Regions from separate parts of the Homo sapiens genome. Here region 1 is linked to region 2. A link is an interaction called in ENCODE POLR2A ChIA-PET data of the cell type or tissue named here. Cell type or tissue: Panc1. All regions are shown on one strand. Links, peaks and the distances in the headings refer to the core of each region. The heading gives the core; the rest is flanking DNA.

The links. ChIA-PET counts read pairs that join two places held together with the same protein. Peaks named below come from ENCODE experiments on the same cell type or tissue, not always from the same donor. Only the 100,000 strongest peaks of a DNase experiment are listed, where the experiment ranks them.
Region 1: POLR2A ChIA-PET joins it to region 2 with 17 read pairs; 4 of 35 experiments call an interaction of 5 or more read pairs at or near these places.

Annotation. Positions count from the first base shown.
Region 1 is chr19:38,663,750-38,671,749 of GRCh38, forward strand. All of the region lies in intron 1 of ACTN4 (actinin alpha 4), which reads left to right. Among named protein-coding and RNA genes, the nearest start is that of ACTN4, 20 kb to the left of the region's middle. RefSeq lists enhancers at 1,340-2,029, 2,030-2,719, 2,360-2,654, 2,720-3,409, 4,248-4,327 and silencers at 2,360-2,654, 2,980-3,274. In Panc1, for the core only: no CTCF peak of the experiment used is centred there; no DNase peak of the experiment used is centred there; H3K4me3 peaks cover 3,176 bases; H3K27ac peaks cover 8,000 bases.
Region 2 is chr19:38,518,446-38,527,863 of GRCh38, forward strand. RYR1 (ryanodine receptor 1) reads left to right here. Exons shown (of 106, transcript NM_000540.3): 67 at 769-1,009; 68 at 4,583-4,670; 69 at 4,772-4,864; 70 at 5,470-5,484; 71 at 6,887-7,057; 72 at 8,548-8,607; 73 at 9,202-9,339. Among named protein-coding and RNA genes, the nearest start is that of MAP4K1-AS1, 73 kb to the right of the region's middle. In Panc1, for the core only: no CTCF peak of the experiment used is centred there; no DNase peak of the experiment used is centred there.

The DNA.
Region 1 (8,000 bases), core at 1-8,000, 140 kb after region 2:
CTTGGCCATGTCTTAGAACCTGTGATAGCCAGACCTGTCGTTCTGGGTCCGTATCCATTCATGCGTCCTGTCACTGTCACAGATATCGTGAGTGGGCCAGACTCTTCTCCCCAGGTGGGAGGGGGTGCCTTCTGAGGCATATGTTTTCAGCCTGCTGATGGCCTCTTCAGAATTAGCACAGGTTTCGACAAAAAGAATGGAGAGACTCCCTTCTCATGTCCAAGGGTCTCCCCAAGCCCTGTGTCTCAGCCCCTCAGGGCGTGTGGTGCTGCACACTGCCGCCCAGATGACCACGCGCAGCCGGAACGGCCGCCCTGTATTGAGAAGTGGGATCGGCTCCCAGTCTGCTGGCGAGGCTGGGTTGCCACAGCTCCTCTGTTGCCCTGCAACGCGGGTGGCCTAGGAGTGTGCTGCCTTCAGTTTATTCCTGCCTGCCAAGCTACGCTTCCAGGTGCTATTCTTTTCTTTAAATAACTGCCTTAGTGCTGCTTGTGGAACTTAGCGTTCCCATCCCAGGAAATACTCCAGTGTTGTGTTTTTTTTTTTAAACTCATTCAGATGCTCATGGCCAAATGTGTGACTTAAATACCGCAGTGTCCTTGATATTGCCTTCCCCACACCGACAAACCGAGTTGCATTCTGGTCCCACTGTGGGATAAGGTTAGGGTAGCGGCGCTTGCCTCTTTGTGTGGTTTCAGATGTGTTTCTCCCCACTTCAGATAACACATGACAGCTGTAATATAGCTCAGTTCGTGCAAGTAAGGTAGGGGCAGAAATCATCCAGGAGAACTCCAGCCTCCATCCTAAAGGATTAGACTGCCTAGCATCAGTAGGTTTACCATAGAAGGATTCAGTGGAGATAGCGAGGGTGGTGAGTGTTGCTGGATTGAGCCCGTCCCTGCAGCCTGGGCACGGGAGCACTGCAGTGCCATGAAGGAGAGGGCTGGGGGATATTAGCACAGCCGGTTCCTATTTCCTTTTCCACCTGGTTAAGACTTCCGGGGAGGCCCTGCCCAGCAGTCCTTATGAGATGCTGCCTTCCTCTTTTTTGAAAGGCATAGATGATAAGGAGGTGGACATGTTTTGAGAAGAGAACCTAGAGCTCATTACTTGTATTTGAGGCATGTATTGCTTCACTCCCACTTTGGGAGAGTTTTTTCTGGGGAAGTTAAAGGCTATTCAGGATCAGAGAGTTTCCTGCATGGTCCCAGGGGCTGGGAGGAGCCACCTGCTCAGCTGGTGGTTAGCTGATAGCACCCAGCCTACCCACCAAGATAGGAGGCAGCTCAGATGTCACTGGGATTCGCAGTACCACAGGCTGTCCCTGGGCCCAAGCAGTTAGCTAGCTGCACCCCGGGAGGGGGTGTTGAGAGCACTGAAGCTCCTGTGGGAGAGTGCCTTTGACATCCCCCACTCCCCACTGCCCAGAACTAGGAGGTAGTGAAAGGTGTCAGTGGCAAGAAGGCTGGGCCAGAGCATGGAGGGAGGCCGACCTGGGCTCCACACCCACCTCCTCCACCACCGGCTGGCTGTGCGACCCTGGGCAGGTGGCGGGGGTTAAGCCTCAGTGTCCTTCTTTGAAAAGGGGCATCATCCTATCCTCAGTTTGAGGATTAGACGTGATAGTGCGCAGGAAGCACTCTGGTGCCTGGTACATTGTAAGTGCTCAATAAATGCAGCTTCCCAAAATGATTTCAATGGCACATGGTCCTGCATCCAGGTGGGATCTGCTACTTGAGTCTCCCCCTCAAAGGGGCCTGCTGAAATACGCAGCTCAGTGGGAAACCAAAACATACACCCCTTTCCTCCAGTGCTCCCCAGGAAGCGCCAAGTCCTGAGCCCAGCCAGCAACTTCGAAGAAGTGCCCTCCAACAAGTGGCAGTGGGCACTTGAGCAAGTGACTTAACGCAGCCCTCTCCCCAGCCCCTGCATCCATCTGGGCCTCATTATCTGGGAGGTGGCTTCTTGTTTCAGAGTTACAGGCCCTGAACAATTTTGTGTTGGGATGTGCCATAGGCAGTGCCAGGAAGGTTCTTTCATGAGTAATTTAACTTGTTACTAAGTTTGCTATCAGCCGGGGGGCTCTTTCCCCGGGTTCCCTTCTTTCCCTGGGTCCCCTTCCCCGCAAAGCAAAGTCCAACTCAAGTTAGAAACATCCCACAGCCTGGAGTCAGGCTGCCCTCTCTTCAGTTGGTGTGTGATGTAGAAGCAGGAAGGGCTTCCCACTGATAACCCTAAAAATAACTGCCCAGAAATGCTGTCAGATGGGGCCAAGAGGTGCACAGGAGCCTGTGCCCAGCTGCCGACCTGGAACGTGGGACTTTCTAGAGGGCTTGGAGGAGCCCTGCCCCTTCCAGGCCTCTTCCCAACAGTGCTTCTCACGCCTGCTGCTCCATTCCCTTTTCCTCCTTCCTCCCGCGCCCCCCCCTTTCCTGGGGTCACTTCCTGATGCCATTCTTCAACTTCGCCCCTGTCCCCCCCAAAAGCAATCAAATCCACAACCTAATAAGGCAAAAGAATGAGGAGAATGTCCGCCTCCCAGCCTCTCCCCTAACAGGGTGCAGGCCTGAAGCAAATTTGGAAAATGTTACAACGGAGTGACAACCGATGGGGGCTGGGGGTGGGGCGGTGCAGCCTTGTTCAGGAGCTGCCCATTGTTGGCCTGAGGCAGGACCCTAAGGGAAGGCCACCCGGTTTGCGCTTTCCTGATCAGGCTGTTGACACCCTTCTAGCACAAGAAAATGTATGGAAAGTAACTGCCTGAGTCAGCTGCATCTCCAGTTGTGGGATCCACGTGCCAGGAGAACACGAAGTACACACAGGTCCGCAGTGGGAGCCCGCTCGGAGACACCTCCCCGCCATCACGGCTGGGACTGTGCATATCCAAACACTTCTTGCCTCTGAGATGAGCAGTTTTCTTCCCCTTGACTGTGCCAGGGTTCAATTAGCCTGGGCATTAATTAAAACTTGTCAACACTTAGAGTGGGGCCCCCAGAAATCTGTCACCCCTCCTAGATCATTATCCCAGGCTAATCAACCCTCTCTAAGGCAGTTTCCATTCTTGACTTAGTGGGAGGGAGGAACAAGCCCCTCGGTGCTGGGGAGCTCTGGGGGAGGTAGGGACTGACTGGGCCCAACCCACTTTGTTTTGGAAGGTCAAGCTTAGTAATTAACCTGAATGCTTGGGGGAGGGGGTGAAGGAGAAAGAACTGAGTCTAGGGATGTGCCAGGTCTTTCAAATTGCTAATTATCAGCGAGCATGAGGTCATCCGTAAATATATCTAATTCTTTAGCTTGTAATTAAGGTGCTCATTAAAAGTGCAGGGAAGTCTTGTTTTCCTAAAAGGGGAAAAAAACAACAACACAAAAAGTCTTTGTTTTGACCTGACACGATGGCTCAGAACAGGGGGAGGACTCAAGGCACAGGACTAGTTTCCTGCCTTAAAGAGCCTTTACAGGAAATTGACTGCAAACAGTATTGGTGACCCTGCCAAGGAGGCAAACCTAGGGTGATGTCATTGTTCGAAGCTGTCACCGCCAAGCCTCTGGCCTTGGGGCGAGGAGAGTTGGTGGGATTAAAAAATGAGTGTGTGTATGTGTGTGTGTGTTTAGCAGTCTCTAAAGAGGCGAGTCAAGGGAAAATCCTAGCGGGAGAAAAATCACAAGGGGTGGGGGGTGTCTCAGAAATATTCTTAGCTGGGTTCAACTTTCCTCGTTTTTCTAAGTTTAAAAAATCCTCTCTTACTATTTTTGCTCATCAAAATGCTGCTGCTTTTTCAGAGACAGCCTTTTTTGAGCCATTCCCTATTTAGTGTTTTGGGTAATTGGCTGTTACAGTATGGAATTTGTGGCCCAAAGGCAGCGTGGTAAGTTAGACACTAGGTGCACGGTGCCCCATTGTTATGAAGTGTGGAAACTGAGACGCTGGACTAGTCTGATGTATCTGTTTCTTCCACCAAAAAAAAAAAAAAACCATTTTGGAGAACTACCCAATGCCAGTGACTTGGCATCTCTGAGTCGCTAATCTTCCCATGTGCCTCCAGGAACCGTCTGGAGCGTCCCTGAAAAAAGGACAAGGTTTGTATCTTGTCATTTTTCCTCTGGCTGGAAGTCTAAGAGGTATAAACACAGTCTTAAAATGAAAGCAACAAAAATAAACTCAAAGCAGCCCTGCGTGAAGGCATTAATGCAAAATATGCAAGCTGGCTTCCTATTTATACGGCGGAAGGCAGTCAGAAGAGCCAGGCCTGGTTAAGGAAGGAGTTATGTCTCTGGAGGTGCCTGTTCCTTAGAATTACAAATAAACCCTGGGTGATTACTCAGATGAGGTTGTAATGTGGTGTCTCATTTCATGCTTTGCACAGTCCAGTTTCTTGATGGAACCAACGGCCTCTGAAATGCTAATGCAGGATCAGGATACAGTTAGAGTGCCCCCCTTCCTGTGCCCCTCCTAACATCCTAACAGCTTTAGAAGGAAGTTTGAAGATTAAACAGGAGAGCCATGTAAGTTTCCTGTGATCCTAGATCCTGTGATTTGTTAATATTCTTTCTCTTCAATCCACCTGACATTTACCCAGATACCATATTAGGCTTGGAGATACAACAAGAAAGAAAACCAACCCAACCCTGTCCTTAAAGAAAAGATGGACGATGAAGGGCCAGGCGCAGTGGCTCACTCCTGTAATCCCAGCACTTTGGGAGGCCAAGGCGCACAGATCACGAGGTCGGGAGTTTGAGACCATCCTGGCCAACATGGTGATACCCCGTCTCTACTAAAATACAAAACATTAGCTGGGCATGGTGGTGCGCGCCTGTAGTCCCAGCTACTCAGGAGGCTGAGGCAGGGGAATTGCTTGAACCTGAGAGGCGGAGGTTGCAGTGAGCCGAGGTCGTGCCACTGCACTCCAGCCTGGCAAGAGAGTGAGACTCCATCGCAAAAAAAGAAAAAAGAAAAAAAGAAAAGATGGACAATGAATTGCATGATGGAAGTGAACAGTGTTAGGGCGATATGCAGATGTAAATGTGGTCTTGTTTTACTGCTCACTGACTTACTGAAGTAAACCCATTGACTTCGCCTTCATGGGTTTGAAAAGGGTTTTTCCAATGTGCTCTGTGTGTCTCGGAGCTCAGGTGTTCAGAGCTGCCTCCCTTATAAATCGACCTCCAGGAGAGTTGTGTGTTTGGTTCTTGGTGTATGGTTTCGTAGGCTCCCCAGGGCTGAGGAGTCACCTTGGGATCCAGCTTTTTTTCTTTTTTCGAGACAGTCTCTCCCTGTCGCCCAGGCTGAAATGCAGTGGTATGCACTTGGCTCACTGCAACCTCTGTCTCCTGGGTTCAAGCGATTCTCCTACCTCAGCCTCCCAACTAGCTGGGATTACAGACGCCTGCCACCGTGCCCAGCTAATTTTTGTATTTTTAGTAGAGACGGGGTTTCACCATGTTGGCCAGATTGGTCTCGAATTCCTGACCTCAGGTGATCCACTGCCTTGGCCTCCCAAAGTGCTGGGATTACAGGCGTGAGTCACCGCGCCCAGCCAAAATCCAGCTTTTTCTTAGTTCCTGGCTTGGGGCATGTTGCTGGAAAGGAATGACAGATTGAGGCAAGAAGGAGGCAAGAAGGATGCATCTCCTGGCCAAGGAAACTAGAGTTTGGAGGTGTCCCCTGTCAATGGCATCTGAAGAATTTCTACATTGGAAAGGCATAGGTGACCCAGTCTGGTTTGGAGTAGATGGGACTGGGTAGGGGACTAGTCTTGAAGCTGCAAGCATGCTGTTTTTACTTAGAGCACAGGTAGCTGGGGAGGAGATCACTGTGGTGTGGGTGGCAGAAGCCATCCCTAGCCATCACCTAGGAAGATGGTGGCCCTTGGGTTGCCCGAGCTGCTGCTTGTTTTAGTAGCTGCATTTGGTGCCACATTTTTGTGGTAACTGCCAGGAAGCGGAGCCCAGCGTGGCCTCAGGAAGTTGGTGAGGTTTGCACCACTTTTTAACAGGCTGGTAACAGTGCCGGAGCTGACACCCTCATGGTTGCAGCCCTGGGATTTTGTTATTTGGGGACACTTTGGAATATGTCACTCAGAATGCTGGCTCACTAGCTCCACAAGCAAAAGACTCCTTGGGTAGCTGGAAGCAAGCGTTGGGGGAAGGAGGGAGAGGCAATTGCAGTCCAGCCAAGAATCTCAAGGCTCAGTCTTCAATGTATGGAAACTTCAGTCCTTTTCTGATCTTTAGTGGAAATAGCTGTTCACTCTTAGCGCCAATTGGAAAGTGTTGGCAGCTGAAGGGGGTCGTTCCTCAGGGGTCCCCAGAGCCAGTGTATCTGGTATTTCTAACATTTTCCTAGCCACCCCTTTCTCCTCCATATGCCCCTCCCAGCCCCACCATTCAGATAGGGTGGCTGGAAAGAACATCTCCTAGGTCCTCTAGGAAACTTGGTGTTTCCACTCAAGGGAGTTGGGGATCACGTAACACCCTCCACTTCCACCTGGGATTTCAGGCCATCTGTGGGAGTGCAAGAGCATGGTGGGGTGGAGGTCACAGGAAGGTGGAAGCAAAGCCAGGGCAGCTCCACATGCAGCCCCCTTTCAGGAACAGCAAGGATAGGCCGGCCTGTATCTTGTTGCTCAGAGCAGGTGATCCTGTCATTTGGACCCTTGTGAGGAGAATGGATGTGAGTGTGCACCTGGTTCTCTTCTCCTGGGGCTGAGGGACTGTGGTCTTGGATTATCACATGGTAGGTGAGGTGACAAAATGGAGGGAAGTAGCCTGGGTGGGGACTGGGGTGGCCACTGCAGAGCTCTAGCTGATGGTGGCCAGGTGGGAATGGGGACCTGGGACTTCACGAAGCTGGAAATGGAGAGTTTTATGGGGCATTTCATTCAACTTAAAAACCTGGCCGGGTACAGTGGCTCACGCCTGTAATCCCAGCACTTTGGGAGGCTGAGGAGGGTGGATCACGAGGTCAGGAGATTGAGACCATCCTGGCCAACATGGTGAAACCCCATCTCTACTAAAAATACAAAAATTAGCTGAGCGTGGTGGCTTGTGCTTGTAATCCCAGCTACTCGGGAGGCTGAGGCAGGAGAATCCCTTGAACCAGGGCGTCGGAGGTTGCAGTGAGCTGAGATGTCGCCATTGCACTCCAGCCTGGTGACAGAGCAATACTCCAACTTAAAAAAAAAAAAAAAAACCTGCAGGCCATACAAAATAGGGCCTATTGGGTGTGAAGAGCTACCCATTTGTGACCCCTAACCTTGCATGGTCTTGACCCTGTCTCTGCCTCTCCTCTAGTCTCCCCTTTCCTCTTGTCTGAATTGCTGCTGCTTAATCCTCTCACTAGGAGCGAGAAAATTGTACTTTGCCCCTTAGTGACAGCTCTGATAAAAGGTGGTTGAAGTGGATGGTAGTAAAAAGGGTTTGCTTTAGCTGTGGTTTTCCAGCCTCCGGACTCCTCCCCCTTTCCCATCACCATAGATAATTAAGAGTTGACTCCTCAAAATTCCTCCCACCATATTGCATATTTTTAGGCTTCAGGTTTTTGTGAACCAAAATAGTGGAAAGTTTTTTTGTTTGTTTGTTTTGGGTAGCCCAAAGCAACACTTTTCTACAGAGGCAGCCATTCTGCACGCACAATAACCTGGTGAACAATGCCAGCTTTCTATTAATAAATGAACTGCCAGTTCAGAATTTGTACCCATGTGGCAGATGGACAGAAATAGTTTCTTTAGGATTGATCTCTTAAATTTGACTTTGGGAAGATACTGGCAGTCCAGGTTTTGTGACAGAGATCCATCCTGAGATCTTTGTAAATGGAAAAGCCTGAATGCAGCGTTTCTTATTGATAGGAGAGTTGATGGATTTCAGGAAAATGGGATATAGTAGATGTGCAATGAATTTGTTGACTTGGAAACAAATTTGGACACTTATCCCTGAAAACTTCAGGCCATTTTTTCCTAAACTCTAATTGAGTCCCTGTGATTGGAGTACTAGCCCCACAGTCC
Region 2 (9,418 bases), core at 1,312-9,311:
GGTTGTAGATCAGGGTCAACCTAGAAATCAGGAGCTGGGATCAGAGGCCAGGGTAAGGGGCCAGAGGCTGGGGTAAGAAGCCCATTCACAACCTTGGGGTCATAGCCAGAAATCACATAGTGAGGTAAGACTCTGGGTATGGGCCAGGTCAGAGGTTAAAGATTGGGGTCAGGGGTCATGCTAGTTAAGGGTGAGGTAACAGGCCAGGTGCAGTGGCTCACGCCTGTAATCCCAGCACTATGGGAGGCCGAGGCGGGTGGATCTCCTGAGGTCAGGAGTTCGAGACCAGCCTGGCCAACATGGTGAAACCCCATCTCTACCAAAAATACAAAAGTTAGCTGGGTGTGGTGGCAGACGCCTGTAATCCCAGCTACTCGGGGCTGAGGCAGGAAAATCGCTTGAACTCGGGAGGCAGAGGTTGCAGTGAGCCAAGATTGCGCCATTGCACTCCAGTCTGGGTGACAAGAGTGAAACTCTGTCTCAAAAAAAAAAAAAAAGTTAGGTAACAGGTGAGGCGTCTGTTGTTGGGGGTCAGAGGTCAGGGATTTGTGCCAGGCTGGGGTCACAGGATAGGGACTGGGTCTTAGGTTCAGGTTAGGGGCTATGGCTGGGATCAGTGTTCAGGGACTATATCCAAGGTTAGGGTCAGGCTGGGGTCAAATGGCAGCTGCTAGGTTGGAGATGCTGTTTGGGAGTCGGGCTGGGAACGGAGTTTGGGGCCTGTGTCAGAGGCCGGAGGTGGCATCAGAGCCCATCGCACCCCTGCAGTGTTCGCACAGCCCATTGTGAGCCGTGCACGGCCGGAGCTCCTGCAGTCCCACTTCATCCCAACTATCGGGCGGCTGCGCAAGAGGGCAGGGAAGGTGGTGTCCGAGGAGGAGCAGCTGCGCCTGGAGGCCAAGGCGGAGGCCCAGGAGGGCGAGCTGCTGGTGCGGGACGAGTTCTCTGTGCTCTGCCGGGACCTCTACGCCCTGTATCCGCTGCTCATCCGCTACGTGGACAACAACAGGTCAGCGGGGCCCCGCTGTCCCCATGCCCTCCGCCCCGACCTCCCACGTCCTCCAGCCCCATCTGATCTCCGCCTCCTGACTGGCTAGAAACTTCTTCCAATGCTCTGGCCCCACCAACCTTCTGACTCTTCCTCCTGGTTTCTTCTGGCTTTGAGCACATTGGTCCAACGACAGCCAGCCCACTTGTTTGTTTCTTTTTGTTTTTGGTTTTTGGGTTTTTTTTTGTTTGTTTTTGTTTTTGGAGACAGAGCCTCGCTTTATTGCCCAGGCTGGAATGCAGTGGCGCGATCTCGGCTCACTGTAACCTCCACCTCCCGGGTTCAAGTGATTCTCCTGCCTCAGCCTTCCCAGTAGCTAGGATTACAGGTGCATGCCACCACGCCCAGCTAAGTTTCGTATTTTTAGTAGAGACAGATTTTCACCATGTTGGCCAGGCTGGTCTTGAACTCTTGACCTCATGATTTGCCTGCCTCGGCCTCCCAAAGTGCTGGGATTACAGCTGTGAGCCAATGCAGCTGGCCAGTGTGATTTTTTTTAAATCATTCTCCTAATGCTGGACATTTAGATTGTGTCGATTTCTTTGTCACTATGCACAACACCGTAAGGAATAGTTTGCTTTTTTTTTTTTTTTTTTTATTGAGACAGGGTCTCTCTCTGTTGCCCAGGCTGGAGTGCTGTGGCATGATCATGGCTTGCTGCAGCCTCGGTTCCTGGGTTCAAGCGATCCTCTGCTTCTGCCCCTGAGTAGCTGGGATTATAGACTCACACCAACATGCTCGGCTAATTCTTGTATTTTTATGGGGTCTCACTATGTTGCCCAGGTTGGTCTTGAATTCCCGGGGTCAAGTGATCCTCCCACCTCAGCCTCCCAAAGTGTTGGGATTACAGAAGTGAGCCACCACACTTAGCTGCTTTTTTTTTTTTTTTAACACAACAATACACCATGAAAGACATATAGGCCGGGTGTGGTGGCTCATGCCTGTAATCCCAGCACTTTGGGAGGCCGAGGTGGGCAGATCACCTGAGGTCAGGTGTTTGAGACCAGCCTGGCCAACGTGGCGAAACCCTGTCTCTATTATGAATACAAAAATTAGCCAGGCGTAGTGACGCAGGCTTGAAATCCCAGCTACTCCAGAGGCTGAAGCAGGAGAATCGCCTGAGCCTGGGAGGCAGAGGTTGCACTGAGCTGAGATCGTGTCACTGCACTCCAGCCTAGGAACAGAGCGAGGCTCCACCTCAAAAAAAAAAAAAAAAAAAAAAAAAAGATGTATAGATTCACCTCTTTTGTCTTGGTGGTCGTGTGACATTCTCTGCTGTTGGATATAGTTCAATTTTTCAATCAGTAAATATGAACAAATTGTGGTTTATTCATACAACAGAAGACTCCACGGCAGTGGGAGTGAACAAGTTGTTTCTATGCACAATGTGATTGGCTTTCACAAATGTTAGGTGGAATGAAAGAAGCCAGAAAACCAAGAAATAAACTACATATTTTACCATCTGTTTAATGTTCACGAGCAGATAAGAATAAGTTTGGGGCCGGGTGCAGTGGCTTACAACTGTAATCCCAGCACTTTGAGAGACTGAGGCGGGAGGATCACTTGAGCTCAGGAATTTGAGACCAGCCTAGGCAACATGGCTAGACCCTGTCTCTACAAAAAAAGAAAAGAAATACAAAAATTAGTCAGGCATGGTGACACACACCTGTAGTCCTTGCCTCAGGCTGGGACTGGGAGGCTGAGGTGGGAGGATCGTTTGAGCCCAGGAGGTCAAAGCTGCAGTGAGCTATGATCACACCGCTGCACTCCAACCTGGGCAACAGAGATAGACCCTGTCTCAATAAGGTTTGTTTTTTTTTAATACAAGTAAATGAATAAAATAAAATATGTGAACCTACTTAGATTCTGACCCTGTCTCAAAAAAAAAAGAAATTTTATGCTGGGTGCAGTGGCTCGTGACTGTAATCCCAGCACTTTGGGTGGCCAAAGAGAGTGGATCACTCAAACTCAGTCTCAAACTCAGAAGTTTGAGACCAGCCTGGGCAACATGCAAAAACCCTGTCTCTACTGAAAATACAAAAATTAGCCGGGCGTGGTGGCGCATACCTGTAGTCCCAGCTAAGTACTCCTGAGTGGGAGGCTGAGGCAGGAGAATCACTTGGAACCTGGGAGGCAGAAGTTGCAGTGAGCTGAGATCACACCACTGCACTCCAGCCTGGGCGACAGAGCGAGACCCTGTCTCAAAAAAGAAAAAAAGAAAATTTTTTTTTTTTTTTTTGAGATGGAGTCTCGCCCAGGCTGGGGTGCAGTGGTGCGATCTCTGCTCACTGCAAGCTCCACCTCCCGGGTTCACGCCATTCTCCTGCCTCAGCCTCCTGAGTAGCTGGGACCACAGGTGCCTGCCACCACACCCGGCTAATTTTTTTGTATTTTTTAGTAGAGATGAGGTTTCACCGTGTTAGCCAGGATGGTCTCGATCTCCTGACCTCGTGATCTGCCCGCCTCGGCCTCCCAAAGTGCTGGGATTACAGGCATGAGCCACTGCGCCCAGCTGAAAGAAAAAATTTTAAAAAGTTTTTAGCCTAGAAGTTAGAATATGGATGATTTTTCAGGAGGAGGAAGGGGGAGTGGCTGGGAGGGGCCATGATAGTACTTCCAGGGACCAGAAATGTCCTATTTCTTGACTTCGGTGCTGGCTACACAAGTGTGTTCATTTGTGATAATTCACCAGGTTGATATTTCTTAATATGTAGGTTATATAATACATATGTATGTATCATGTGTGTCTATGTATTGCATGCATGTATTATATTTATGTATTTCGATGAAAAGGTTAGACAAAGTTTTTTAAAAAAGGAATAGTCAGGCCAGGGAAGGTGGCTCACACCTGTAATCCCAGCACTTTGAGAGGTCAGGGAAAGAGGATCTCTTGAGCCCAGGAGTTCAAGACCAGCCTGGACAACCTAGGGAGACCCTCTTCCTACAAAAAATAAAATAAAACATTAGCCAGGCCTGGGCATGGTGACGTGCACCTGTAGTCCCAGCTACTCAGGGAGGCTGAAGTGGGAGGATCACTTAAGCCTGGGAGGTTGAGGTTGCAGTGAGTGGAGATCGCATCACTGTACTCCAGCCTGACAGATTGAGACCCTGTCTCAGAAAGAAAGAAAGAGAGAGAGAGAGAGAGAATGGATCGTTAAAAAATTTTAAATGTTCAGCTGGGCACAGTGGCTTACACCTGTAATCCCAGCACTTTGGGAGGCCGAGGTGGGTGGATCACGTAAGGTCAAGAGTTCAAGACCAGCGTGCCCAACATGGTGAAACCCCGTCTCTACTAAAAATACAAAAATTAGCCCGGTGTGGTGTCGGGCCCCTGTAGTCCCAGCTACTCGGGAGGCTGAGACAGAGAAAAAAAATTTTTTTAATGTTCATCTGCATGGCCAGATGACCCTAGAAACCCCATCCCTCTGACTGGATGTCTCCTGGTCCCCATCTCCTCCTCCAAGATCTCTCTCTGGGCAGCCCCCTTCCCTGGGATCCCCACCCCCTCCCTCACCTCCCCTCCGCTGACCCCAGGGCGCAGTGGCTGACGGAGCCGAATCCCAGCGCGGAGGAGCTGTTCAGGATGGTGGGCGAGATCTTCATCTACTGGTCCAAGTCCCACGTGAGTGCCCACCCCAACCGCCCTCCCCACAACCAGAGGAGCCGCAGCCCACAGGCGCCTGCCTTCACCTGTCCGGTCTGCAACACTGCTTCCCCCACCAGAACTTCAAGCGCGAGGAGCAGAACTTTGTGGTCCAGAATGAGATCAACAACATGTCCTTCCTGACTGCTGACAACAAAAGCAAAATGGCTAAGGTCGGGGCTTGGTTCTGGGAGGAGCACTTGGCAGAGAGGGCGGGAGCACCCTCTAGGACTTCCTACCTGGCCTGTCCTCACCCAGCCAGCCCGTCCTGGGCGCAATCCCTGCAGTCCTCAGAGCAGCCCCTCTTACCTCCTCTCCCTCTCCCTTCCTCCCCAGCTCCTTCCTCCTCCTGTATCTTCTCCCTCCTCCCATCTCCCTCCTCCTCTCCATCTCCCTCTTCTCTCATCTCTGTCTCCTTCCTCCTCCTGTATCTTCTCCCTCCTCCCATTTCCCTCCTCTCCATTTTCCTCTTCTCCAAGCCTCTCTCTCCTCCCATTTCCCTCCTCCTCCTCCTCCCCATTTTCCCCCTCTTCCATTTCTTTCTTCCTCTCCCCATTACCCCATTTCCTGCTTTCCTCCCTATCCTTCTCAGCACTGCCCTTCTCAGGTCTCAGAGAACGACCCCCCACCCCGAGCCAAGGCCTGGAAATGCCCAGCTAGAGAATACATGGCGGGTGGGGCAGAGGAGGTGGGGTGCTGGCAACTTGGAGTTGGGCCTGGGCTTCTCTGCGGGGCTGGGGTAACCCTTCTTGTCTCTGTCTGCGGTCCGGTGAAGCAGGCGGGAGATATACAGGTCAGCCCCACATCTGGGACCTTCCGCATGTCTCTTGGCTAATGCCCTCTTCCCCCAGCCTCTGCACGCCCCCGCCTCGAGAAAACCCCTGCTTCTGTTCCCCACCCCCGTCCTCCCCTCCCAGCCCCCACCCATCCTCCTTCCCTTCCCTTCCCTCCCCACCACCCCCATCCGTTCCCATCCCAACCCTCAGCTTTTGGCAATTTGACTTCTTTTCTTTTTCTTCTTTCCTTTTTTTTTTCTGGACTTTTGTTCCCAAAAAAAAAAAAAAAAAGAAAAAAAGAGCAACTCTCAGCTTTTACCAAAGCATCGTGGGCTGAGGTCAAGGGTAATGGGGGTGGGAGAGGCACACGGAGCATGGTTGGGGAGGGGGCAGCACCCTCGCCGTGGATGGTTTAAAGCTTGGGCTCTGGACTGTATGGACTGGGGTTAGAATCCTGTCTTGATAGTTAGCCGTGTGACCTTGGTTGGGGTCATCCTTTTGAGCCTCTGAGGGCATCCAGCCAGCAGCCCCCACCCCAGGGCTCTGCGAGGACTCAGGGAGAAGCTGCATGTGTGGCCTGCAGCAGTGCCTGGCACAGGGGTCATGCTCAAAGTTGCCAGCCGGCGTGGATGTGGCTCTGCCCAAAAGCTTGTCATCAGGGCTTCTCGCTGGCGTGACTGGGGTGGCCCTGGCCCCGGGTCTGCACCCAAGGCTCCAGAACACGGCTGTGGGACTCTGTGCCCTGTGTCTCTGCTTCCAGATCTTTCTGGATGTCTCTTGCATCTTTGGTCTTCCTGTCTCCTTGTCTTTTTCAGTCTCTCAGTGTCTTTTTCTTGCAACTTCTCTTGTCGCTTGAACTCTTTGTGGACCTGCATCTTTGTTTCATTCTTGAGAACTTGGTTTTGGGATGTGAAGTGTGGGGTTGTGCATGCTGTGGAGGGGGTATTGTACTGGGGTTCCTAGGGGATTCTGGAAGAGGACTGCTAGAAGTTGAGACAGGCCCAGAACGGGGGAAAATCTGGATGGGCCTGGGTTAGAAATTGGAGCCAGGCAAGCATGGTGGTATGTGCCTGTAGTCCCAGCTACTTGGGAGGCTGAGGCAGGAGGATCACTTGAAGCCAAGAGTTCAAGTCCAGCCTGGGCAACATGGCAAGACACCATCTCTAAAAATAAATTTGTTTAAAAAACAAGAAACTGGGAATTTGGGTTGTGGACTTGGGTCTGGAGGGTCTCCGGTCATGGCTGTGGGCCTGAAGTGTAGAGTCAGCAAGTCTGGGGTGGAAATTGAGGTGTCGTCGGCAGTTGGGGAGGGAGTGCCTGGTGTCCAGACTGGGGCCTGGGGTGTGGATGATGGCCGCGGGTTGGGGCTGAGGCATGGGATTGGGGCTTGGGCTGGTGCTGAGCCCTGTGTCCCCACAGTCCGGTGGCTCGGACCAGGAACGCACCAAGAAGAAGCGCCGGGGGGACCGGTACTCTGTGCAGACGTCACTGATCGTGGCCACACTGAAGAAGATGCTGCCCATCGGCCTGAATATGTGTGCGCCCACCGACCAAGACCTCATCACGCTGGCCAAGACCCGTTACGCCCTGGTGCCTGCCCAGCCCCGTCCTCGGAACCTTCCAGGATGCCGCCCAGCACCCACTGAACCCCTGGGACCTTAGGGAACAACCACAATGCCACTGAGCCCCCCAGGTCCCTGGGAGCCTTCCCTTCAGACCCCACTGAGTTCTTTTCCGGGATGCTGAGGACTCACTGTGCCCCTGGGATGCCCTGAGGACCCCGTTCAAGATATTGCCAGGGCACCACAGACCTAAGAGCCCTCACTGAAACCTAGAAAAGCTCTAGGACCCCTGGGACCCGCATGAGGACTGCAGGACCCCACTGCCCCCCCACCGGACCATGCCAAACCTGCTGAGACCCTGAGAGTCCCCCCAACAAGATGAGCCCCTGAGATCCTCTGAACCCTCCACCAAGGCCCCTTCAAGCCCCTTGGGACCTACTGAGACCCTCATGACCCCTCCTTCCCTCCCTGCCAAGACTGAACCTCTGGGTTCCTGCTGAGCCCTTGGCTCACCATCCCTTTCCTTCAGGACCCTGCTGACACCTGGGCCCTGTTGAAGCCCAACTAAGCCCCCAAGACTCTCAGGGGCTCAGGGAGCCCTGCGACCCTGCATAACTCCCCAGGATCCATGAACCCCAAGCCCGGGACTGTACCCAAACCTCTGAGGTCTCAACTGTCCTGGAGACCAAAATACCCGGGCTGTAGAACCTCTTAAGCTTGCTGGGATATCAAGGAGGCCTCCCGGGACCCCACTTACCCCTTGTGTGGGACAACAAGGACAATCTCCCTCCTCTCCGATCCTTTCCAGCTTCAGGGACTCTAAGGAACCCTCCCAGGATTCTGCCCCAAGACCCCTATAGCCCTCCCCCCAGGACCACACCAACACCCTGACAACCTACTAACCCCCTGGACCCCTAAAGACCACCGACTTCTCCCCTGCTACCACCAGGACACCCCTTCCCTCAGAACCTCAGGCACCTCCCAGGACTGCTGAGTCCTGCCAGGACGCCAGAGAGCCCTCCAGGGCTCCATGGACCCCTCACCTTGGTCCTTGAGGGCTCCCCGTCCTAGAACCCCAGTGAACCCCCACCCTGCTGATGCCCCCTTTGGCCCCTGTGTAACCAGTGACTCCGTTGACCTACGTGATCCCCCATGACCTCTGCTGACCCCTTCTGATCTTCAAAGACTCCCTGCCCCACTCTGACCCCCCAGTCATCCCTCTTTGGCCATATTTGACCTTTGATGAGATCCTCTTGTCACCCTTTGCCTCTTCCCAGACCTCCACGAGGCCCCTCGAATCCTTACTGTATCTTCAAGGTGACTCTGTGACCCTCCGGCCCCTCTAGGACCCCTTCTGACCCCGTCAACCTCTGCATCCTTTTGTTTCTCTCAGACCCCCACCCCCACCCCAGAAAAACCTCTTCAGTTCCTGGGGTGCTGGGCCTGGAAGGAAAGGGTTGTGGGTCAGGAAGGAGGATGGGACCTCCAGAGTGACCCAGCCTGGCTCTGTCTCCCCAGAAAGACACAGATGAGGAGGTCCGGGAATTTCTGCACAACAACCTTCACCTTCAGGGAAAGGTATGCCTCCTTCCTCTGCAAGCAAAAGAAGCAAGTCAGAAAGTAACCACAATATTAGTGAAGGTTTGAGCATTTACCAAAGACCAGGCATTGAAGAAAGACCTCAAAGGTCAGGAGTTTGAGACCAGCCTGGCCAATGTGGCGAAACCATGTTTCTACTAAAAATACAACAATTAGGCCGGGCACAATGGCTCATGCCTGTAATCCCAACACTTTGGAAGGCCAAGGCGGGCAGATCACCTGAGGTTAGGAGTTCGAGACCAGCCTGGCCAACGTGGTGAAACCCCGTCTCTACTAAAAGTACAAAATTAGCTGGGTGTGATGGCGGGTGCCTGTAGTCCCGGCTACTCAGGAGGCTGAAGCAGGAGAATCGCTTGAGCCCAGGAGGCAGAGGTTGCAGTGAGCTGAGATCGCACCACTGCACTCCAGCCTGGGTGATGGGGCGAGGCTCCGTCTCAAAACAAAAAGATGAAGAAGAAGAAAGGCCTCAACATGCACTCACCCATTGAGTCCTCCCAAAAACGGAAAGGGGACATCCGGCGGACACTGTGGGAAGGGTCCCTCACGCCGGCCACTCCTTCTTCCTCCCTTCAGGTCGAAGGCTCCCCGTCTCTGCGCTGGCAGATGGCTCTGTACCGGGGCGTCCCGGGTCGCGAGGAGGACGCCGATGACCCCGAGAAAATCGTGCGCAGAGTCCAGGAAGTGTCAGCCGTGCTCTACTACCTGGACCAGGTGGGTGGGGCCGGAGGGGTCTTTCTACTGGGTCTCTGGGCGGAGCCTGGCGGGGGGAGGGGCTTCAAGGATGTGGGTG